Linked DNA regions of Homo sapiens: region 2 is linked to region 1. Evidence: chromatin contacts called from ENCODE Hi-C or POLR2A ChIA-PET data. All regions are on one chromosome and are shown on one strand. The core of a region is the stretch at or near the end of the contact, and the rest is flanking DNA. Distances in the headings are between cores, read along the strand shown.

The links. Hi-C counts contacts between places; a loop is a spot of excess contacts on that map. ChIA-PET counts read pairs that join two places held with the same protein, here RNA polymerase II (POLR2A). Pooled maps may share reads with other maps.
Region 2: a map of CD8-positive, alpha-beta T cell shows a loop between it and region 1 (2.8-fold over the local background). The contact joins two enhancer-like sites. A Hi-C loop is called at or near these places in 7 of 168 maps with a recorded cell type or tissue (CD4-positive, alpha-beta T cell, CD4-positive, alpha-beta memory T cell, CD8-positive, alpha-beta T cell and 3 more) and 9 of 50 pooled maps. POLR2A ChIA-PET finds 5 or more read pairs at or near these places in 6 of 52 experiments (CD4-positive, alpha-beta T cell, CD4-positive, alpha-beta memory T cell, MCF 10A and 3 more).

Annotation. Positions count from the first base shown.
Region 1 is chr3:177,552,946-177,556,750 of GRCh38, reverse strand. All of the region lies in intron 2 of LINC00578 (long intergenic non-protein coding RNA 578), which reads right to left. Among named protein-coding and RNA genes, the nearest start is that of LINC00578, 110 kb to the right of the region's middle. Within about 2 kb of position 1,676, at least 2 of the 41 ENCODE cell types and tissues checked have a DNase peak (open chromatin) inside an H3K27ac peak, as active enhancers do.
Region 2 is chr3:177,593,885-177,597,779 of GRCh38, reverse strand. All of the region lies in intron 2 of LINC00578 (long intergenic non-protein coding RNA 578), which reads right to left. Among named protein-coding and RNA genes, the nearest start is that of LINC00578, 150 kb to the right of the region's middle. Within about 2 kb of position 1,364, at least 27 of the 41 ENCODE cell types and tissues checked have a DNase peak (open chromatin) inside an H3K27ac peak, as active enhancers do.

The DNA of each region.
Region 1 (3,805 bases), core at 427-2,926:
CTTTGCATCCTTCGATCCAATCAAGTTGACACTCAATATTAACCATCATGGTCAGTTTAGAGAGAATTCTCCACCTGTGATCTCTGATCATTCTCAGCATCTTTTCAGATTCCTTATCCCCCACCCTGATCACCCTAGCCTGCCTTCAGCAAGAATCCTTGTAGGTCTGTTTAACCAAAACCCTCCCTACCGCTGCTGTTTCCTAATAGTATTTTCCATCCACTCACCCCTACCCTGCTTCTTGGCTATAAATCCCCACTTGTCCAAGCTGTATTCAAAATTGAGCCCAGTTCTCTACTGAGATCTCTTTTCTCCTATTACAATAGTTCCTGAATAAAACCTGTTTGGGCCACTTCATTGTCAAGCTCTAATTTTCCTTTAACAGCAGTAATTCTTTAATTGTGTCTGTCCATCCACTCATTCCACTTGGTTTCCCTCATAAATTCTAAGCTAGATCAGTATACAACCATAACTACCCCAGCAATTTTGTAAAGGGCAATTTTTATGAACCTCTAAGTTATCCCAAATTTTTTTAATTTACATTAAGTCAAATACAGAATCCCAAAATTAATTTTAAAGAAAAATGTTGTTTGAAATTAACATAGAAAAGAAAGCTAGTTTTCTATTTTTTTCTCCTTAATACACTGTGTAAAGTTTTGAACTGATGATATTAATATATAATATTGCACCTGCACTGTAATGATTATTACTTTGTTAGGAGGATACATATGTTCATCATTGACACACTAACTACTAAGTGTGAAGGTTTGATTGATTTAAGAGATTAAGGGATAATTTTGTTTTTAAAATCAGTCTTCCATGGAGGTAGTATCTGTGTGCTGTGGACAGTCTATAGGTGTTGCCTGTCACTGGATTGTGATGGATGAACACTCTATTCATAATTCAAACTGTCTCCCATTTGTTCATAAAAGCTGACAATGCAGAGAGAATTCTGCTGAAAGAGCCACAAAAGAGTGAATTACAGAGAAATGTAAAACAATATGACAGAGGAGCATTTGGGCCAAAAATAAAGCAACCAAATCCAACAAATCTAAAAGGAGTGATTTTTTTCTAATTTTTTTGGCCAAATAGTACATTCAAATGTAGGTTCAAACAGCAAGCCTGCTGGTTCTCTGTCAGCAAAAATGCTAAATAGGGGCTAAGTTGTCTTCCTGGAGGGTGAGGCGCATAGACAAACTGAAAAGCCACCTGAAGTTTCAACCAAAAGCCAATTTAGATCAAGCTGAGCAAACAGACAGGTCTGCTGCCCAATTCAACACCAAGCTGTTTTTTTGTTTTTTGTTTTTAATGTATATAAGTCAAAAAGTACTTTACAAGCCAAGGAAAACCCAGAGAGCAATGTATGGACTAATGACATAGTTCCCATTCAGGTCTGGGGCCTGGAGTGCAGCCTGGGGCAGTTCCCACTGTGCTTCCCAGCCCCCATCTGTGTTTTTCACTGGTAAATTCAGAATAAAAAGAAAGTCAAGTGTAGCAGAGGACTGTGTGGGTTAGGAAGGAAGGGCAGTTCCACCCAGTTGGTCCAAGTTAAAATGGAGGCTGTTACTTGCTGAGAGCAGATTTGCACTCCTTTTTTTTTTTTTTTAGCACCAGCTGAGATTCTGTCTCAATTGCCCTCAACATTGAGTCACTAACCAGCCACTGGGTGTGGAATTCTGGCAGCAGTAGCGCTTAACTCTGAGACTTCCCACTCCCCACCCACCAGCTCCTTGCCCTCTCTGCAATGGCTTTTTTTTAGTAATAGAGGAAAAAAACTTTGAAATCCTGTTAATTCTGAGTATTGTTTACAAGTGATTATTTCTGAAGGGGCAAGGAGTGTTTGCAAAGGCCACTTTGGTTATATGAGATTTAAAAGGTTACTGCAATTATTTTTTGGTGTATAAGATGCATTTGCATACATAATTTCACAGAAGAATGGGGGCATTTTATGTACTTTCATCATATGTTTATTGAAAGTGAACAGTTATGCTGTCTGCACAGACATAACTGGTATTTCTTTAAAATTTATCTTTTCCAGATTATTACTATATATTAAAATTTCTAATTATCTACTGGAGATGCATTATACTACATTTATAGGAACAAAATAATGTATTTTCTCTTTTGTAGACATGGCTGCCCGAAAGCAATTCAGTATTTTGCATCCTTGTTCAGTCAGTAACTATGACTTATTAGATGCAGGTGAGTTTTTTATACATTTGGAAGAGGATGTGTCTTATACACTTGCAAGAGCATTGATGTCTCTGGATCTGAGTGCCCTTGTCTGCAAAAAGAAAGAGCTGAACTCCAAGTACCTTCAGCACTGAAAGTCTACAGCTGGCAATGGCTGTACCACAAAGATTAAAACAAGGCAATTCAGTAAGGGTAAACAATAAATTAAAAAAATCACTGAAATTGAATTAACTTGGTAGACAAAAGCAACCCTTAGACCACCAACAGTCATTTTGCAAATATTAATTTTTTAACTAAGGAACAATTACATACGCCTTGTCTCTTTAAATTAGATTGGAAGTTCCTTGAGGTTAAAACCAATGTTTTTAATTAAGAATAAAATTTCCCTAGGACAGATCATACTGCCAGATAAACGGCCTAGCAATAGAATGTGTTCGTAGATACATTAAAAAGAACCCAGGTCTTAGAGCTCTCAGGCCAGAGATTTTTCTTTCCATTACAATTTTCTGTCATCAAGGTTCAATGTAGGAAGCTTCTAGGAGAGACAATAACAATTGGGAGGAAGAAATCCAAGAGCATTGAAATAGACATGAGCTACACAAGGATACTAAAGTCCTGGTATTGACTCTTTTTTACCAGCAATATTTCTAGAAGAAAATAGCCCCCTCCATAGAAGTCTCTACAGAACACGTGGACAGCACTTAGTGATGAAGCCTGGGTTGGCAGCCCACATTGCCTGATGTTTGTATTGAAACCCTTCCCTGGCAGAGCCTGGTGCCCAGTGGTGCCGACTGGGCTGGCTCAGTGCTGAGAGACAGCTTCAGGGATGGACAGTTGCACTCTCAGGAGGTTGTATGCATAATCTCAGTTTGCAATTCTATTTTGTGAGAACAAAAGGGAAACAGTGGGCACTGGCTTGGCTGCTTTTCCAGATGCTTTTGACCAGGCAGGGGATGTAAAAAAGAAAATCTAGCTTGAAAAATGCAACAAAGAGAGAGAAATATTGTCTATTTTCCCATTATGTTTAGCTAGGATGTGGTCTACTGATTATTTTAAGAAAACTATTAACCGAGCTTTACTGTTTTCCTGTTGTATGCTAGCAGCTTCATGTAGTCTGAGAGTCTCAGGCTGGCTGTTAGAAGCCTTAGGTTTTCATCTCCAGTCACCACCATCTTGGCACTTGATTTCTCAGAGCTTCAGTGTGTCTATCTATAATGTCATTTTTAATTCCTGTCCTTCTCTACCTCAAACGGATGCTGTGAGGACAAATGAGATGGCTCAATATTACCTCCTTCCCTGTCCATCTGGCTCTCTGATTTGCAAGGACCACATCAAGTTCTGGACTAGAAAACAATAGAGTTGTGCCAGGAATGAAGGGAGGCAGAATGGAGCCAGGCGGAAGCCCAAAGGGACACAGAGGCAGAGATCCAAGGCCAGAATTGGAACATTGGATTAGCCACAATTTCACATATTAACATTATGCCCAGTTCCCAAAAATACACATTTATGTGGTTATATGAACATCTTTGAGTCATTCAGGATTTGGTTGTATTATCATTATTTGAACCCTCAAGTGCAAAAATATGAGGACTATATACTGAGATTTTCTTCC
Region 2 (3,895 bases), core at 115-2,614, 41 kb before region 1:
ACAGATCCCATCCCTCAACTGCCTCCGTGTGTTTTTAATGGACTCTTCACAAGCCTAAACTGGCTATGTTCCAGCCATGAAGCATGAGGCTGGAGAACAGCTTTTTTGTCTTCACCAGCCAAGCATTCACTTCCTGTGAAGCCAGATAGATAATGAGAGGGAAACAAAACCGCGTTGCAGGGTCATCAGTTCAGCCTTGCCGCTTCTAAACAGAAATATATGTAGTGAATCAAAAAAGGCTTGTCTGAATGTGCCTTGGTCGAAGCACTGAGAGTCTACCTAGAGCATTCAGCAATGTCTGGAGCATTTCTGGAAGCCATCCACAGGAAACTGAAGCCACCGCATTGATTTCATAAGGATTCATTCTCCCCAGGCTGCTGGGTTTAAAATGGGCTGAGTGAGCCAGAGTACAAATTCAAATTTGCTTAGGCAATACCGAATCCTGCTAGATTGTAACCCTCTGCTGCCAAACTTCTGGAAAACTGCTTAAATTATGGCCATAATGTCTCTTGTCAGAAAACAAATGGATAAAGTCTTCTCCCACTTCCTGGGAAGAAACCAGTAAGCTGGGATAGCTTGGAGCACACTGGAACATTGCAAACCACAAATGTCTAAATTACCCAGCCAGGTGAGTCCATCCAGTTCTGGTCTGAAATGTGCCCTGAAGCAATACAGACATGCAGAACAGAGTTGCCCTGGCATAGTCAGCAGCGTGGAAAGCTGTGTGATTAAAGCCAAGGGATGTGCATGGGAGTTGTATGAGTGAGCAGAAGGAGGTATAGCTTTTGATACAATCTTCCTCCTTTGGGATGGAACACTTACACCTCTGGTTTTCATTTGCAAAGAGAAAAAAAAAGCAAAAGAATAAACAACAGAAAATATGACTTTGGATGCTTCTTTCAACATCTGAGTAAACCTTTAAGGAGATTCCAGGCAATAGAACTTGGCACTGTGCTTCACAAGTTGGTGTAAAATAACTGGTGCCAAATGCTAAAAGGGAATATCCTTATGACTCTGCATGAAAACTCTGGCAAAGCCCACTCCCTTGCAAAAGGGTCTTCCATGATGCTTTTGCCACAGAAATCCAGTATAATTCCACAGCACTGGGGTCTGGCACCTTTTCCTGGCATGACTCCTTGCTGTACGTATATGTGTATATCCAAGCATCTATGCTTAATGAGCATGCACTCAAATTCTATCTGGCTCGCCTAGTTAACAAGGTTTGGGCAGTCAGGAATATGTTGGGGCAATCACAGCATGGTTTTAAGATAAAAGGAAGGTGTTCTCTTCCTGGAAAGACTCCAGCAGTCCACAACCTAGACAAAGCCACGTCTGAGTCAGAGCCTGTGACCTGTGAATGTGACCAGTTCCCCAGAGTTTCTGGAAGACTTCACTGTAGTCTCCTTCAGCAAGTGAATTGCTCCCAGTCCCACCTCAAGCAAGTTGACACTGAACAGCAAATCTGCCCTATATTCAGCTGAAAATTCATGTTGGTTTGAAAGCCAAGAGGAGGGGATAAAACCTCTTGATGAAGCTAATAGGAGGGGTTTACATAAAGATGCAAATACAGTTGAGAATAATCTCCAAATTGGAGGTGGGGTTATGATTGGTCCTCATCTCTAGAGATATAGACAAAATCATTGCTACTTTAATTATTCATCGACATAACACAGGGATCAGTCACTACGGTTTAATAAGAGAAATTGTATTCTAGCGCCACTGACCTCAAGGAGCTTACAACAGTCATCATAAGCAATACTTGTAGAGGTGTTTGACATTTCACAAAATGCTTGTTGCATGTATCAGTGCAGAGATATGTAAGAGAAACATAAACTAAATGAGAATAAAAGAGTCATTATAAACTGGTGTATAATAATACATCAAATGACTAGTACTAAGAGTCATCACTGGGATATCAGAGGAGAAAATGGCTGCTTCAACCAACCAAAGGATGATTGGGAATGGAAAGTTTATGAGATGGGAGATTTGAAAGAGGAAAAACATTCTTACCAGAGAAGATAAACATCTTTTTTTTCTGTCAGATAACAAACTATATTTTGAACCTTTCTATGTTGTAGGCACTGTGCCAGGTGCTGGATTTATAACCACAAAAACAGAGGGGCAGAATGTCTGCATTTCCAGTGGGCAAGACAGACAATGTGTAAGTAAACAAGTAAATAAACAAGAGAATCAGATAATGCAATAAGTGCCGTGAAGGAAATAAATAGTGATGTGACAGGTCTTTTTTTTTTTTTTTTTAGTTCTCTATTGTGCACGTAGCAAGTGCTCAGTTAGTTCAATCTTATTAAACATGTGGTAGCACAAAACTGCATAATATTTCAAAATAAAAGCTCCAATGACAATTTCACCAACTCCTCTGCAGTTGGAAATCCACCAAGTGTAAATTAACTTTGGCCTGCTGGTTACCCTCAAAACAGCAATTGCATGCCTCCTTCACTCAGTGTTCTGGGCCAAACATACAATCAAAGTAGAACAAAATAATGAGGGCAGAAGAGTCAAATGATGTATGAAAATGAATAAAATATTGTTATAATATTCAGAGGCAAATTTATGATTTATATAGAAAATTTCTAATATATTCGCTAGTCATGACTTTGAAAAGGCAGAAAATGATGTGAGGAAGGCAACCAAAGATTGTCTTCCTGAAAACAGAATGCAACTTCTTCAAAGGTGAAAATCATAGTCATAGAATTGGATACACAGTGCCAAGAAAACAACTTGATTGCTCCCTTGTCACTAATTGGTTAAATAAAACAATTTTATTTCCGTTGTATGATTGCAGTCTTAGTCTGAGGCACACTGTTCCACGTTTAGTCTGATGTTTGACCCCTGTGAAAGAAGCAGAAATTTGTCAACTGAGGCAAGATGTGTTAACAGGGATAACAGTGTGAAAAATATTAAAGTGCCTTCTCTCCAGGCTTAGTGAGACTTTCTCCTGCACCAGTGGTGGGGAGAGTGTTACAAAGGGAAAGCAAAGAGAAAAAACAAAATAATATTCAGCTTCTGATATTCAAATAACATTTTTCAGCAAATAGGCGCGAAAGCAGGCTATGTCAAGAACTAGAGAGAGCATATTCTATAATTTTGCAGAATATCAAAAAGCAAGCCTAAGGAACTCACATCATATTGTATCTTCTATAGTCAGAAAATATACTCCTTTGATCTATTGATAACTAGGCCCTGAGCCTAGTATGATATAGAAGCAGAAAAATCCTAAAGCCCTTTCTTACTGTCCTTCAACATACCAGGAGGGCTGTCTGCTCACTTGCTGGCTAAATGAAAGCAATGCAGCAGAGAACTCCAAGGAAGCCCTAAGGTATCACTGTGGAATAAAACTTTCTATGATGATGTGACAAAGATTCTTTGCTGAACAAACTTAGACTCCTGAACCTTCTCCTAGGCCTATCTGTGCATTTCCTTGTAAAATCCAGCTTTCGCAAGAGCATGAACAAATCAGTTTGGCAAGACCTCCCCACCCTCAACATCTGATCACGTGTCTCATCCTCCATGATGCCACAGGTAATATCTGATAACACCGGCTGTCTTCAGCAAGAATCCTTTTAGTTAGGCTTAGCCAGAATCCCCCTTACCCCTGATGTTGCCTTTTAGTAATTTTCCATCCGCTGACCCACACCCTGTTTCTCGGCTATAAATCGCTACTTACTCATGCTGTATTCACAGTTGAACTCAATCTCTCTCTGAGTGCAAGACCCATTGCCATGGTCCTTTTACCCGTGACAATGACCCTGCATAATGTCTTCCTTATCATGCTTTTAAAATTGTCATTGAATAATTTTTTTCTTTAACAGATAGACACTTTTTATATTTGTGCTATTCAATGTAGCAAATTACTAGACACATGTGGCTGACAAGC